Regions from separate parts of the Homo sapiens genome. Here region 1 is linked to region 2. A link is a loop called in an ENCODE intact Hi-C map of the cell type or tissue named here. Cell type or tissue: GM12878. All regions are shown on one strand.

Region 1 (8,000 bases), 410 kb after region 2:
ATAAACACAAGACCAAACCACCTCCTGGCCTAGACCGCAAGTGTCTCTCCTGATCCCTGCCTGGAGTATTAAGAGAAATGCTGGGAACAGTCATTAACTCAGTGAGCTTTCATTTTTGCATAATAGAGCCCCCCCACCTTTTTTTTTTTTTTGAGATGGAGTCTTGCTCTGTCACCCAGGCTGGAGTGCAGTGGCACGATCTTGGCTCACTGCAACCTCCACCTCCCGGGTTCAAGCAATTCTCCTGCCTCAGCCTCCCGACTAGCTGGGACTACAGATGAGTGCCACCACGCCCAGCTAATTTTTGTATTTTTAGTAGAGACAGGGTTTCACCATGTTGGCCAGGATGGTCTCGATCTCTTGACCTTGTGATCTGCCCACCTCGGCCTCCCAAAGTGCTGGGATTACAGGCGTGAGCCACTGTGCCCAGCAACAGAGTCCATTTTAATCTAACCTAACTGTGCTGTCAGCTAAGCCTTTTCCTGGACAGGCTGTCTTCTAACATCTCGGCCTTTATATTAACCCAATTGTATCCTCTGCTCATTTCCATTATTTTCCCTGTAACTTCGTGATGACTTCTCAGGTTCTATTTGGGGTTTCCTTGCAGTATTTAATCTCTGAGCCTACACCATCCAATACAGCAGCCATTAGGCACATATAGGTACTGAGCACTTGAGATGAGCTCTTAGGTGTAAAATTTGCATCGTATTTAAAAGACCTAATAAGACATTTTTAACCATTTAAAAAATGTTACTTACACATTGAAATGAGACTATTTGGAGTGTATTGGGTTAAATAACATGTATTATTAAAACTAATTTCATCTGTTTCTTTTTACTTTTTCAATGTGGCTATTAGAACATTTTATTTTAATACTGTAAGTATTTCTTAAATTTCAACTCTTTAATTTTTTTATTTTTTTGAGATGGAGTCTCGCTCTCTTGCCAAAGTTGGAGTGCAATGGTGCGATCTCAGCTCACTGCAACCTCTACCTCCCGGGTTCAAGCAATTCTCCTGCCTCAGCCTCCCGAGTAGCTGGGATTACAGGTACCTGCCACCATGACTGGGTAATTTTTATATTTTTAATAGAGACACAGTTTCACCATACTGGCCAGGCTGGCCTCGAACTCCTGGCTTCAAGTGATCCGCCCACCTTGGCCTCCCAAAGCGCTGGGATTACAGGCATGAGCCACCACGCCCTGCCCAAGACTTTTTATTTCATTTTTTTCAATATTTTTCTTTTAGAAACTGGCCTCGCTCTGTCACCCAGGCTGCCAGGCTGGAGTGCAGTGGCACCACCATAGCTCACTATAGCCTCGACTTCCTGCGCTCAAGCCATCCTCCCAGGTCAGCCTCCTGAGCAGTTAGGATCCCAGGCACACACTGCATGCCTGGCTAAGTTTAAAATTTTTTCTGTAGAGATGAGGTCTTGCTATGTTGCCCAGGCTGGTCTTGAACTCTGGCCTCAAGGGATCCTCCCACCCTGGCCTCCTGAAATGCTGGGATTAAAGGCATGAGCCACTGAGCCTGGCAGTTTTTTCATTTCCACATTATTGTCTTAGTACTCTGAAACTGGTAAAAATGATTACTCTTTTCACTGTATTACCACTGTCATTGGTCTAGTGCAAACACTGTACATTGCTATTTGTAGTGGCTGGAATATTATTAATATACCTGGTATGTTTGCAAGTCTCTTCGCTTCCCAGTGGCAGCAGAACATAGTGGAGAAGCATGCTAGCGCCTCCATCCAGCTGTGTGACCTCAAAGAGGTGGTCCAACCTCTCTGATCTTCCTAATACCTACAAAATTGTACTGATCATTATAGAATCAGCTTGGTAAGTTTGTTGGTGAGTGTAAAACAAGTGTCTGGAGCATAGTGGATGCTCAATAAACATTTGACATAGTATTGGCAGCTGGGTGTTTGGTTCCCAATCAAGAATATGACTTGGGGGTATTGGATTAGATACCTTTCAAATCTCAATTTCTATGATTCTCTGGGATACAATGAAATGATAAAATGTACTTTCATTTTGGTTTTGCTAAAACCACTTGCACAGTGGACAGCTGCATGAAGGATGCTTCTGCCGGTCTTCATCATGTTACAGCTATCAGAACAATGAGGGGCTTCTTTGCAGAGCCTCCATTGATTTGTTTCAATAAATTAACTTCTAGGCCAAGCACAGTGGCTCACGCCTGTAATCTCAGCACTTTGGGAGGCCGAGGAGGGCAGATCACAAGGTCAGGAGTTCGAGACCAGCCTGGCCAAGAGACCAATCTGGCCAATATGATGAAATCCCGTCTCTACTAAAAATACAAAAATTAGCTGGGCGTGGCGGCAGGTGCCTGTAATCCCAGCTGCTTGGGAGGCTGAGGCAGGAGAATTGCTTGAACCCGGGAGGCAGAGGTTGTAGTGAGCCAAGATCGCGCCATTGTACTCCAGCCTAGGTGACAGAGTGAGACTCTGACACACATACAAAAAATTAACTTCTTTGGGAAGCATACTTCTGGGTAGACATCCACTAAATGGGACTCGAAGCAGATCAAGGAAATTAATGGACATGATTTTGTTTTGCAACCCCATAAAGGAGAATAAATAGATAACCAGATATTATGTGAAAAATGCTTCTGTGGTCAAATGTGTTTCCAAACCTTGCCTGCCTACTATGACCTCCTCTTAGAGATGCACAACACACTTCCTGCTTATTAATAGCTCAGAGCAGCTTTGTCCAATAGAAATATAATCTCTGTCCAATAGAAATATAATGTGAGCCACAGCTGAATGTAACATTTTTGACGTGGGATCATCTAGGTACCCATCAACAGTGGATTGAATAAAGAAAATGTGGTGTATATACACCGTGGAATACTATACAGCCATAAAAAAGAACAAGCTCCCGTCCTTTGCAGCAACAAAGTCGCATCTGGAGGCCATTATCCTAAGCGAATTAACACAGAAACAGAAAATCAAATACTGCATGTTCTCACTTATAAGTGGGAGCTGAACTTTGGGTACACATGGACATAAAGATGGGAACAGTAGACACTAAGGACTCCAAAAGGGGGAAAGGAGGGAGGAGGCAAGGAGATAAGGGCTGAAAACCCACCTGTTGGGTGATATGCTCAGTACCTGGGTGATAGGATCAATCGTACCCCAAACCTCAGGATCATGGAAATATACTAAACCTGAACATATACATCCTGAATCGAAAATAAAAGTTGGAGACAGAGTTGAGACTCTGTCTCAAAATAAATTTATTTATCTATTTAAAAAAATAAAAAGTGTTGAGCTTTTCTGATCCTAGGGCCAGAGAGCAGCAGGGAGAATAGTGTTATATTCAGCTGTGGTTTCTGCAGTGATGCCTGGCGCCCCCACAGCATTTAATATTTTGAGAGTGTTTAGCTCTGTTAATTCCTGCCTTTTGCAGGATATAGAGAAAGAAACAGAAGCACAGAGCTGATGAGCTGCTCCTCCTCCCCTGGGCCAGAGCACAGACTCCAGCAACAGGATCCTGACTCAGAGCATTAGGTTATGCTGCCTCCTACCGGCCATAGTGGGGATCTGCACAAAACCCACAGGTCTCATCTGGATTAATACACAGACTTTTTTAAAGAGCGGGGAGGGGAATCTCGTCTAAATATGTCTGCAGTCTCCAGATTGAGAAATGCCATTCTAAATCAATCAAGTGACAAAGTTCACATATCAACCAAGCCTCAAATTCTAAGAGGTGCTTTTCATGGGAGACCTTGCAAGGCAGGGTGTTTTCTTTGTTCTCAGGATTATCCACTTTGTGTATATTTTCCACAATAAACCTCACAGTCATGGTGACCTTTTGCCAGTCACCTGTCTACTTGGCTTTCGAAGCTGTTTATAACTCCATTCTTACAGAAACATACTTTTCCCCCAGGTTCTGTGAAACTGTACTTATTTCTCTCCTTCACCTTATATAAGTTTCTGTCTTTTCCCATCTAGAACAGGGGAGGATATCATTGCTGTGTCTCAACACTCTGTCCTTTACACTTCTTTTTTTTGTTGTATTTTTTTTTAGACAGGGTCTTGCTCTGTCACCTAGGCTGCAGTGTAGTAGCACAGTCATACCTCACTGCAACCTTGATCTCCTGGGATCAAGTGATTCTCCCATCTCAGCCTTCTGACTGCTGGGACTATCGGTGCACACCAAAATGTCCAGCTAATTTTTAAATTTTTTTGTAGAGATGTGGTTTTTCTGTGTTGCCCAGGTGGGTCTCGAAATCCTGGACTCAAGTGATTCCCCACCTCAGCCTCCCGAAGTGTTGGTATGATAGGCATGAGCCATCAGGCCTGGTCTTAAAATACTTTCTTTTTTTTTTTTTTTTTAAATAATGATGGGGTCTTCCTGTGTTGCCCAGGTTGGTCATGAACTCCTGAGCTCAAGCAATGCTCCCAACTCAGCCTCCCAAACTGCTGGGATTAGAGGCATGGGTGCCCAGCCTTTCTTAGTTTTTTAAAACAAATAAAATGTGTGCTGGGCGAAGTGGTTCACGCCTGTAACCCCAGCATTTTGGGAGATCGACACGGGCAAATCACCTGAGGTCAGGAGTTCAAGCAGCCTGGCCAACATGGCGAAACCTCGTCTCTACTAAAAAGACAAAAATTAGCCAGGCATGGTGGTAGGCGTCTGTGGTCCCAGCTACTCGGGAGGCTGAGGCTGGAGGATCGCTTGAATCCAGGAGAGAGAGGTTGCGGTGAGCCGAGATCGCGCCACTGCACTCCAGCCTGGGCGACAGAGTGAGACTCTATCTTAAGTAAATAAATAAATAAATAAATATAAATAAAATGTTATGAAGTTCAAGCATAACCTCTACTTCTGGCTTTTCTCCCTCCCTCCCAAAAGTCAGAATATCATGCATTTTATGTGAGTCCTTCTCATTCTGGTCATAGATAAACACATTCAGTAAGTATGTAGTAGTATTATTATTTAGTGTTTTCAGATTTCACGAACGGCATCATATAATGCATTTTATCTTGCACTTGTTCTGTTCACTTAACACTATGCTTTTTAATTATAGTAAAATATACACAGCATAAAATTTACCATTTTAGGCCAGGCACAGTAGTTCACGCCTGTTATCCCAGCACTTTGGAAGGCTGAGGAGGGCAGATCACCTGAGGTCGGGAGTTCAAGACCAGCCTGGCCAACATGGAGAAACCCCGTCTCTACTAAAAATACAAAACTAGCCAGGCGTGGTGGTGCATGCCTGTAATCCCAGCTACTTGGGAGGCTGAGGCAGGAGAATCACTTCAACCTGGGAGGCAGAGGTTGCCGTGAGCTGAGATCACGCCACTGCACTCCAGCCTGGGCAACAAGAGTGAAACTCCGCCTCAAAAAAAAAAAATACCGTTTTAACCATGTTAAGCGTACAGTTCGGTAGCATTAAGTACATTCACACTATTGGGCTACCATCACCACCACCGATCTCCAGGACTTTTTCATTATCCTAAATTGAAACTCCAAACTTATTAAACAGCTTCCTTAACATCGTTTTAAGGTTCCTTTATGCTGATACATTTAGAGTTGCTTCATAATTTTGACTGCTATATAGTATTCTGTGATATGAATGTGCAACATTTATTTTTTCTACTCCTTTTTTTGTTTTTGTTTTTTGTTTTTTTGTTTTTTTGTTTTTGAGACAGACTTTCGTTCTTGTTGCCCAGGCTGGAGTGCAGTGCTGTGATCTTGGCTCACCGCAACCTCCGCCTCCCAGGTTCAAGCAATTCTCCTGCATCAGCCTCCCAAGTAGCTGGGATTACAGGTGCCCGCCACCACGCCCGGCTAATTTTGTATTTTTAGTAGAGACGGGGTTTCTCCATGTTGGTCAGGCTGGTCTTGAACTCCTGATCTCAAGTGATCCACCAGCCTTGGCCTCCCAAAGGGCTGGGATTTCAGGCGTGAGCCACCATGCCCGGCCTTCTACTCCTTTTTCAATGAACATTTATTTCCGATTATTTGCTATTACAAACATCTTCGTATGCAACTCTGTGCACGAACATCCACCTAGAAGCGGCACTAATGAATCAGAGGATATATGTGTCTTCACCTCTACTAGAAAGTATCCAATTGCCCTCCAAAACAGCTTTACTGATGTACAGTCCTGCCCTGAGCATAAGAGACCTCTGATTTCCCCATGTTCCTCACAATATGTGATCAAGACTCACTGGACTTAATTTTTGCCAGTGCAGTGGCTGTAAAGTGATATCTAGCTTTAATTTGCATTCTCCTGATTACTGGTGAGGTTGAGCATCTTTTCGTGTATTTATTTATTTATTTAGAGACAGAGTTTCACTCTTGTTGACCAGGCTGAAGTCCAATGGCACAATCTCGGCTCACTGCAACCTCTGCCTCCGGGGTTCAAGCTATTCTCCTGCCTCAGCCTCCCAAGTAAGTGGGATTATAGGCGTGTGCCACCACACCTGGCTAATTTTGTATTTTTAGTAGAGACAGGGTTTTTCCATGTTGGTCAGGCTAGTCTTGAACTCCCAGCCTCAGGTGATCCACCCCGCTCTGTCTCCCAGTGTGCTGGGATTACAGGCGTGAGCCACCGTGCTCTGCCTCATGTATTTATTCGCAACTTAGATGGCTTCTTTTGTGAATTCCCTGTTCATAACTTTGTTATTTTTTGATTGGATATATTTTTATTGATTTTTAGTTCTTTACATATTCTAGAAAGTGTTCCTCCTTTGTTGATTATATGCAGTGTGACTATCTACTCTCATTCTGTGGCTTGTCTTTTTTTTTTTTTTTCGAGACAGGGCCTTGCTCTGTCACCCAAGCTGGAGTGCAGTGGTACAATCTTGGCTCACTGCAGCCTTGGCTTTCAGGCTTCAGTAATACTCCCATTTCAACCTCCCCAATAGCTGGAACTACAGGCGTGCACTACCATGTCTGGGTAACTTTTCTGTCATTTTTTGTAGAGATGGGGTTTCACCATGTTTGCCAGGCCAACCTCGAACTCCTGAGCTCAAACGATCAGCCCACATTGGCCTCCTAAAGTGCTCAGATTACAGACTTCAGCCACGGTGCCTGGTCTGGCTTGTCTTTTAATGTGGTTTAAGTACCTCTTTATTACACAAAAAGTGTAAGCTTTAATAGAGTCAAGTTTATCAAAATTTTTCCTTCTGATTTGTGCTTTTTGTATCTTAAGAAATCTTTCACAGGCCTAGTGCGGCGGCTCAAGCCTGTAATCCCAGCACTTTGGGAGGCTGAGGCAGGCCGATCACCTGAAGTCAGGAGTTTGAGACCAGCCTGACCAACATGGTGAAACCCCGTCTCCACTAAATTTCCAAAAATTAGCTGGGTGTAGTGGTGCATGTCTGTAATCCTAGCTACTCAGGAGGCAAAGGCAGGAGAATCGCTTGAACCTGGGAGGCAGAATTTGCAAGTGAGCCGAGATCTTGCCACTGCACTCTTTTTGAGACTCTGTCTCAAAAAAAACAAGAAAAGAAAAAATTCTTCTCCCTCTGAAGTCAAAGTCTCATATTTTTGAAATGCAAAGGTGTACTTTTATTATAAGACTCCTAATTGTCTTGTAAACAGCATAATTATATTGCACTGATTTGCATGTGTGTGTATGAAAAGCATTAAATTATTAGACATATACGCTTTAACTATACCGCTTATGTTTGTAATCGTTGGCAGTTTTAATTTTTTTTAATTAAAAAGAGAGGAGGACCACTTGAGGCCAGGAGTTTGAGACCAGCCTAAGCAACACAGAGAGACCCTGTCTCTATTAAGAAAAATAAAAATAATTTAGCTAGGTAAGGTGGTGTGCACCTGTAGTCCCAGCTCCTCAGGAGGCTGAGACAGGACCACTTGAGCGAAGGAAGGAGTTTGAGATAAAAATGGGTTATGATTACACCACTGTACCCAGCCTGTGCAACAGAACAAGACCCTTTCTCTAAAAATAATTAATTGATTAATTAAAGCACAAAATCTCAAAAAAAACTGGAAGAGATGCTGGTTGTT
Region 2 (8,000 bases):
GAATTTAACCACTCTAGTACTTCATATAAGTGGAATCATATATATTTGTCCTTTTGTGTCTGGCTTACTTTACCTAGCATAATGGCCTCAAGGTTCATCCATGTTGGCTGTGTGTGGTGGCTCATGCCTGTAATCCCAGCACTTTGGGAGGCCGAGGCAGGCGGATCACCTGAGGTCAGGAGTTTGAGACTAGCCTGGCCAACATGGCGGAACCCCATCTCTATTAAAAATACAAAAATTAGCCAGATGTGGTGTTTTGTGTCTGTGATTCTAGGTATTTGGGAGGCTGAGGCAGGAAAATCTCTTGAACCTGGGAGGTGGAGGTTACAGTGAGCCGAGATCATACCACTGCACTCCAGCCTGGGCAACAGAGCAAAACTCTGTCTCAGAAAAAAAAAAAAAAAAAAAAAAAAAGGTTCATCCATGTTGTAGCGTGTATCAGAATTTCCTTCCTTTTTTTTTTTTTTTTTTTTTTTAATTTTTAAGACAGGGTCTCTCTCGCCCAGGCTGGAGTTCAGTGGTGCAATCTTGGCTCACTGCAACCTCCACCTTCTGGGTTCAAGTGATCCTCCTACTTCACCCTCCTAAGTAGCTGGGACTACAGGTGTGTGCCACCTCACCCAGCTAATTTTTGTATTTGTTTATGGAGACAGGGTTTCACCATGTTGGCCAGGCTGGTCTCAAACTCCTGGGCTCAGGTGATCTGCCTGCCTTGGCCTTCCAAAGTGCTGGGATTACAGAAGTGGGCCACCACGCTTGGCTGCCTTCCTTTTTAAGGCTAAATAACATTTTATTGTCTGTGTAGATCACCTTTTGTTGATCCATTCATACATCAAAAGGCACGGGTTATTTCCAAAACCTTTTGCCTATCATGAATAATGCTGTTATGAACATGGATGTCTAAATATCTCCTCGAGACCCTATTCCCAGTTGTTCAGGGTATATACCTATAGGTGGTATTGCCAGATCATAGGGTACTTCTATTTTTCATTTTTTGAGGAGCCATCCCTACTGTTTTCCATAGCAGCTGCACCATTTTACATTTCTACCAACAGTGCCCAAGGGTTCCAGTTTCTCCACATCCTCTCCAACATTTGTTATTTTCTATTTTGCTTTATTAAATTGATGACCATCCCAATGGGTGTGAGGTGTATCTCATTGTGGTTTTGATTTGCGTTTCCCTGTAGACTAGTGATGTTGAGCATATGTCCGCATGCTGTTGGCCATTTGTGTATCTTCTTTACAAAAATGTTTGTTCAAGAGATGATTCCTAATTGAGAGCGACAGCCCCTTGTCCTGTATCCAATTGCTCCATAAGCTTGTAGTGTCTCCTTTTGTGGGATGACCCAAAATGCCTACACCCCTTTACAGCACACACCTCCTCCCGGGGAAGATGGACTTGCGGAATATCACTGAGGTTAGGAACTGCGACTAAAAGAACATTTTTTTTTTTTTTGAGACACAGTCTCACTCTGTTGCCCAGGCTGGAGTACAATGGCACAATCTCAGCTCACTGCAGCCTCCGCCTCCCAGGTTCAAGCGATTCTCCCGCCTCAGCCTCCCGAGTAACTGGGATTACAGGTGTGCACCACCACGCTTGGCTAGTTTTTGTATTTTTAATAGAGATGGGGTTTTGCCATGTTGCCCAGGCTGGTCTCAAACTCCTGACCTCAAGTTGATCCATCCACCTTGGCCTCCCAAAGTGTTGGGATTACAGGTGTGAGCCACCTTGCCCGGCCCTAAAAGAACATTTTAAAAAAGAAACACCCACTCCACTGGCTACCCCCGGCATGCACATAACGAATGCAATGAATGTCTCATGAATGCAATCTCCGTCACACCCCCTTAGGGCTGCTCATTAACAGTAATAGACAAGAACGGTTCATTCCTACAAAGTTCACATGATGTGTAGGCTTGTTGCTGAGTGCTTTATGTGAATTGTTTAACTGAGTCTTCACAACGCCTTTTGAGATAGACACTGCTTTTTTTTTTTTGAGAGTGAATTTTGCATAAGTTTATTGATGGTAATTAATTTGGAGGCCAAAATGCATTCTACCTTGAAATAAATCAAATAATACTAAACCTAGGATTTCCCCTTACTCTAAAAATGTAATTAACAAGAAGCGGAAGAGTTTGAGGTATACACCAGCTGACTAATGTAGGGCCACAGAAAGCAAATTAACAGATGTTTTTCTGAATTCACAGCTTAAGTTCTACCTCTTACCTGGGTAAAATGTCAGGGACTCGTCTGAAGTCCTGAAGTGTGAGGATTAGTTAGAATAAAAGTTCTACTAAGGAATTTAAGGGTAGTGCATTCAGTCAGGGCAAATTCCAGATGGACAAACCAGAGAACTTTCAAGTGAAGATTTGATGGGTTTAGCCATTCCTGTGATCTCAGTAAGGAATTTTCTCTTGGTTGTCAGAACATTGATGGAAGATTAAATAAGTCTTTTTTTTTTTTTTCTTGGAGATGGAGTCTCACTCTGTAGCCCAGGCTGTAGTGTAATGGCATAATCTCGGCTCACTGCAACCTCTGCCTCCTGGGTTCAAGCGATTCTCTGCCTCGGCCTCCTGAGCAGGTGGAATTATAGGCACCAGCCATCACACCTGGCTAATTTTTGTATTTTTAGTAGAGATGGGGTTTCACCGTGTTAGTCAGGCCGGTCTCGAACGCCTGACCTCATGATCCACCCACCTTGGCCTCCCAAAGGGCTGAGATTACAGGCATGAGCCACCACACCCAGCCAATTCTTTTTTTAAATAAATAAATAAATAAATGTAAAGCCCAGAGTGTCCTGAATTTTCTAAAAAGTGTTTTATTATTATTATACTTTAAGTTCTGGGATACACATGCAGAATGTGCAGGTTTGTTACATAGGTATACATGTGCCATGATGGTTTGCTGCACCCATCAACCCAAGAGATAGATGCAGCCTTTTATCCCTGTTTTCCCAGTGAATGAAGATGAGATCACATGCCTAATGAATGGCCAGGCTATGGTGCACCCTGGAGGGAGGCTCTCCTCGTGCGCTTGTCTGTGAGGTGTTCGATGGATGGATTCAAAGGAGTCTAGGGAGATACCGCTGCCTGGATTTTAAAATGTAATTAAACTCAGGCCCTAGGGATTGCAAAAACCCATTAAACCTTAACACACACACAAACACACACACACACACACACACACGTTGGAATGGTAGTATCAGCCATCACTTTCCTTCTGTAACTACCTCAACACATTCACTGCACAGAATAGTTCCACCAATTACAAATGTTCAGAATAACGGAGGGCCTGGTAATGATCAAATTCAGTTCTGTGAAAAGACCTCATTTTGGGACAGTTGCTGAGCCAGGACTTAAACTGGGCTCAAACCCAGCACACTAAGAGGACAGCATTTTGGGGTTTTGCCGAATGGAGGGAAAAGATACCATAATGCAGTTCCAGGTACTTTTAGATTCTTTCCTCTAAGACCCCACTTTCTCATTATAAAGTGGAAATAATAATACTGAACTTACATACAGATTGTAAGAGTATCAGGTTTTTTTTTTAAATAAATGTGAAAGCGCTTTGAAACCAAGTTCAGAAATGAAAGGTGAGCAGTCTCCACCAGGTGGCAGCCTTGGGCAGCGAAGTAAATGCATGGCAAGGCTGAATCCGCGAAATCACTCTCCAGCAGGGCAAGTAAAAAATTGTCCCCGGCCCACGCCTGTAATCCCAGCACTTTGGGAGGCAGAGGCGGGTGGATCAAGAGGTCAGGAGTTCGAGACCAGCCTGACCAACATGGTGAGATGCCATCTCTACTAAAAATACAAAAGTTAGCCGGGCGTGGTGGCAGGCGCCTGTAATCCCAGCTACTCGGGAGGCTCACTCAGGAGAATTGCTTGAGCGAACCCGGGAGGCTGAGGTTGCAGTAAGCCGAGATCGCACCATTGCACTCCAGCCTGGGTGCCAGAGCGAGACTCCGTCTCAAAAAAAAAAAAAAAAAAAAAAAAATTGACCCAAAGCCTACTTGGGCAGACGCTTGGGGAAAGGGAGAGGAGTTGCGTTCAGTACTGTCTTGTCCCAAATGCTGAGCTGGCACTGAAGGCCTCTGAACATCATGCACGCCTAGGACTTTGCGATTCAGGGAAAATTAAAAAGAATAAATGTCAGAACTAAATACTACAGATGCCCTGAGTGGAGGTGATGACACCTTTGCAGCCAGCCACATTTAGGTTCAAGGTCCCGACAGCATCAGCCCACATGCTGAATGTCACTCCAGAACCCAGCCCTCTCTTCTCAAAATCTTTCCTTGGGCTTGGGCACATAAATGACCACAAATGACCAAGGGACAGCATCTTTCAAGTTGATATAGGAGACCAAGTCGCATCCCAAGGCCCCCTGTCTCCCTCCTGTGATCAAGAATAATATTTTCATTTGTACAAATTGCCATTTAAATTTTTTATATATACTATGATATTTGAGCCTCAGCATCTCTGCGTGAGATGGAGCGAGAATCGCTGGCTTTCCAGAGGAGGAAGTAGGTACAGAGAGGCTAAGTGACTCAGAGACAAAGGACTGGGGGATGGCTGGATAGCCTGTGTAACCTGTGTCAGTGTAAAGATCATGAAAGGCACTGCTGAGTGGTTGACAGTTCAGCTTTTGCTGCCGGGCAGACCCAGGTTCTTTTCCCAGGCATGCCCCTTGGTAAAAGGGATAAATGTGGGCACCTCCTGTAACGTCTCCAAGCTTCCCTTTCCTCTCTAATTGAGCAAGGATGTTATAAGGCTCTAACCACAACCTTCTTGGGAAGATTCAGTGAGATAAAGCATGCAAAGTTCTTAGTCCCATGCCAGGCATGTGATTAGCTCGTTGGATTTAGACCCGAGTTTTTTTCTCTTGGCTGTGATTCTCTTTGTGCCACCCACACAGCCCCCTGGTGCTTTGGGGACCTTGAAGAGCCCAGAGGGTAGTGTTAGACCCAGATAACCCATCCCGATGCTGATACCCGGATGCCTGGGTTTACCCAGCGTAGGTTTAGTATCTGCTCCCTCCCTGTCTCTTGGGGAACGGTTCCTACTGTATGTTAAAATCTAAGTTGTCAAGGTAAAATAAGCCGCTTATTTCTGCTTTTTCAAAGTTCAATTTCATTCACTTTTTAAAGTATTAATATTTGTTTCTATCAAAGTAATAGATGACATCATTTAAAAGTCAAATGGTTCCACAAGGCTGATTATGACAAACAGCTTCCTCCCTGCAACTCCTGCCACTTGCAACAGTTTTAGCTGTTTCTTCTAGTATTTGCCTCCATATAGATAAATAATTGACACAGGGCATTATTCCTTGATTGATTCACTTTTAGGTTGTTGAATTCCTGTTAAAAATGGATGAAGACGGCCAGGCACAGTGGTTCACACCTATAATACCAGCACTTTGGGAGGCTGAGGTGGGAGGATCACTTGATCTTAGGAGCTTGAGACCAGCCTGGGCAACCTAGTGAGATCCCATCTCTACAAAAAACACAAAAATTAGTCGGGTGTGGTGGCACATGCCTGCAGTCCCAGCTTCTCTGGAGGCTGAGGTGGGAGGATTGCCTGAGCCCCAAAGGCGGAGGTTGCAGTGAGTCCAAGAGTCCAGATCACACTACTGCACTCCAGCCCGGTGGACAGAGCGAGACTTTGTCACAAAGAAAAAAAAAATAAGGATGTAGATTTAGATTATAACCACCCACATTTTATTTCCTTTTCCATTTTCTTAGTATGGTGATAGCATAATTCTGGCTTAAAGCCGTAGTCATAAGCATGACATTATCGTGACTAATCCAAGTAGTATCCTGTGGTTGCAGCTCGTTTTTTAGACAACCCATTGTTTTACCCAAAGGGAATACTTGCCTTGCTTTCACTTATTTAGTTACTACATACCCTTCACTTTTCTCCCAAAAGTTCCTACAGATTCTCAGATGTCTACCAATATTAATTTCCAGCTACGTCGGGTAGTTCTCGTTCCTCTTTGGTTTGATTTTGGTTGCTGTGGCAGCTGCTACTGCTGTTGTTTTTCCAGGACCTCCCTCTTAGACTCCTCCAACCTCCTGCTCCAGCCTGGACTTGGTCTCATGCAGAGTCTCAACCCGGGATGCCGCATCCCCATCAGGGTCTTTCCTTCTCCCTCGTTCTGTATTGGGTCCTCTCTTTCCCGGATCCGGAGTCTTCCTGTTTTTTGTTTTACACCATTGTTTCGCTGGAGAACATCCTGCAATCAATCCAGAGAAAGCGCATATGGGAAGTAAAATGTTTGGATACTGGCATATCTGAAAAAGTCTTTATTCTAGCTTTGTATCTAATGAATAGTTTGACTGGATATAGAAATATACAAAAAAAAAATTTCTCTCAGAATACCAAAGGCGTTGCTCTGGAAAAGCCCACCATCCTATCCATTGTATGTGACACCCCCTTGGGCTCCCCAACAATGGGATCCTTTGGGAACTCCTTTTTGCTCCTTCTGATCTAAAATTTCAGGATGGGTGCCCTGATGTGGGTCTTTGTAAATCCATTGTACTCTGTGTTCGATGGGCACTTTTAGTCTGGAGACGTGACATGCATTCTTTTTTAGTTGTGAGGTTCTTTTTGGATTGTTTCTTTGACATCTTCTCCCCTCTTGCCTGTGTCCTCTCTTTCCAGAATTCCTATTTATCAAATGCTGGGCATGGCCTCCCACTCCTATACTTGTCTCTCCAGCTGTCTATCTCTGTCTTTTTATTCTACTTTCTGGGAGGCTTTGTCAGTATTTACTTTAATCTCTTCTCTGGACTTTCTAACCTTTGCCATTATGGTTTTGTTTTTTGTTGTTTTTTTTTTTCTTAAATTTCTAAGAGTTTCTTTATATTATCTGATTTTTTAATATTATGCTATTATTGTTTCAGGAACATAATATCCTCTCTTATCACTCTGATAATATTAGTTATCATTATTATTCTATGTTTCCTTCCAGCTCTTTTTTTCCAGTTTATTTGTGTTGGTCTCTCTTTCCTGTACGAGGCTTCCTCAGTTGTCTGCTGGCCCTGGTCTGTTGCTTCACACTTAGAAACTAAGCAGATGCTCCATTTCAGGGTGGGATGGTCCCCCAGTGGGTGTCCCTGTGACGTGATCCCGTCGCAAGCTGGTTCTTTCCCTGGGGAACCCCGAATATCAGTGTCTTGGTATCTGGACATCTTTCCTCTCTGGCTCTCCATTCTCTCCAGAAAAAACCCTTCCCTTCCTGCCTGGGACATGTCCTCCCACATCCAGGGATCGGGAGGGAACAGTCTCCACACTGGGTATAGAATTCCATGTAATTCCTGCACTTCCGGTCCACTTCATCCCTGCTTCCTGTTCTTCTTCAGAGAACGAACCTCTCATCTCTTTAATAGCAGAAAGGCGAGGAAAGGTGTTTGGCTTTGTTTTGCTATTTTTCCCAAACTGTGAACACTGCCTTCCTACCTTCCTCTCTCTTTCCCAGCAGGCAGGAGGCATGGCCACAGCAGACGCCCCTCTCACTTTCTCTTCCCTTCCACCCCCCTACTTTATACAATAGAGCAGGAAAATGTAGTCATAATCTATCCAAGTTGCAGAAAATTAAAATATGGATATGAGACAGCGGGGCTGTCATTGTGTGCTTCCGGTGGAGCAGGAGGAAGTGTGGAATAGGATTCCTACATGGTCCAACAGTGTTTCTGATGTGCTTGAACTCACTAAGGAGACAGGTGGGTGATAGAGAGGACATTGGCCAGGGCGTGGATACATCTCATTTAGAAATGTGAGTCCCGTCCCATGGGAAACTCTCACAGGAAGCCTGCCTGGAACGTTGCGTGTTCCCTGGAAAGAGACCAATAAGACGGCACAGCTTTCCCGCCAAGCCTTTTCCATCTGCTCCTCTCCCTCTTCCGGTGTGGCTTCCAACAGCCAACTGAAGGTGCCCATCCATCAGCCCCTGCAGGAGGCAGCGGACTTGTCCCATGAGACAGGAGCGAGTCAGGGAATGTGGACCC

Evidence for each region. A loop is a pair of places that touch in the nucleus more often than their neighbours do. Peaks named below come from ENCODE experiments on the same cell type or tissue, not always from the same donor. Only the 100,000 strongest peaks of a DNase experiment are listed, where the experiment ranks them.
Region 1: it touches region 2 in a loop (6-fold over the local background); 27 of 110 quality-filtered maps call a loop at or near these places.

What each region holds. Positions count from the first base shown.
Region 1 is chr10:13,367,608-13,375,607 of GRCh38, reverse strand. No RefSeq gene overlaps it. Among named protein-coding and RNA genes, the nearest start is that of SEPHS1, 23 kb to the right of the region's middle. In GM12878, a CTCF peak has its summit at 3,540 (motif pointing left); a DNase peak (open chromatin) is centred at 3,535.
Region 2 is chr10:13,773,783-13,781,782 of GRCh38, reverse strand. The region is part of intron 6 of FRMD4A (FERM domain containing 4A); the gene reads left to right. Among named protein-coding and RNA genes, the nearest start is that of PRPF18, 190 kb to the right of the region's middle. RefSeq lists an enhancer at 6,388-6,557. In GM12878, a CTCF peak has its summit at 3,615 (motif pointing right); a DNase peak (open chromatin) is centred at 3,613; H3K27ac peaks cover 1,708 bases.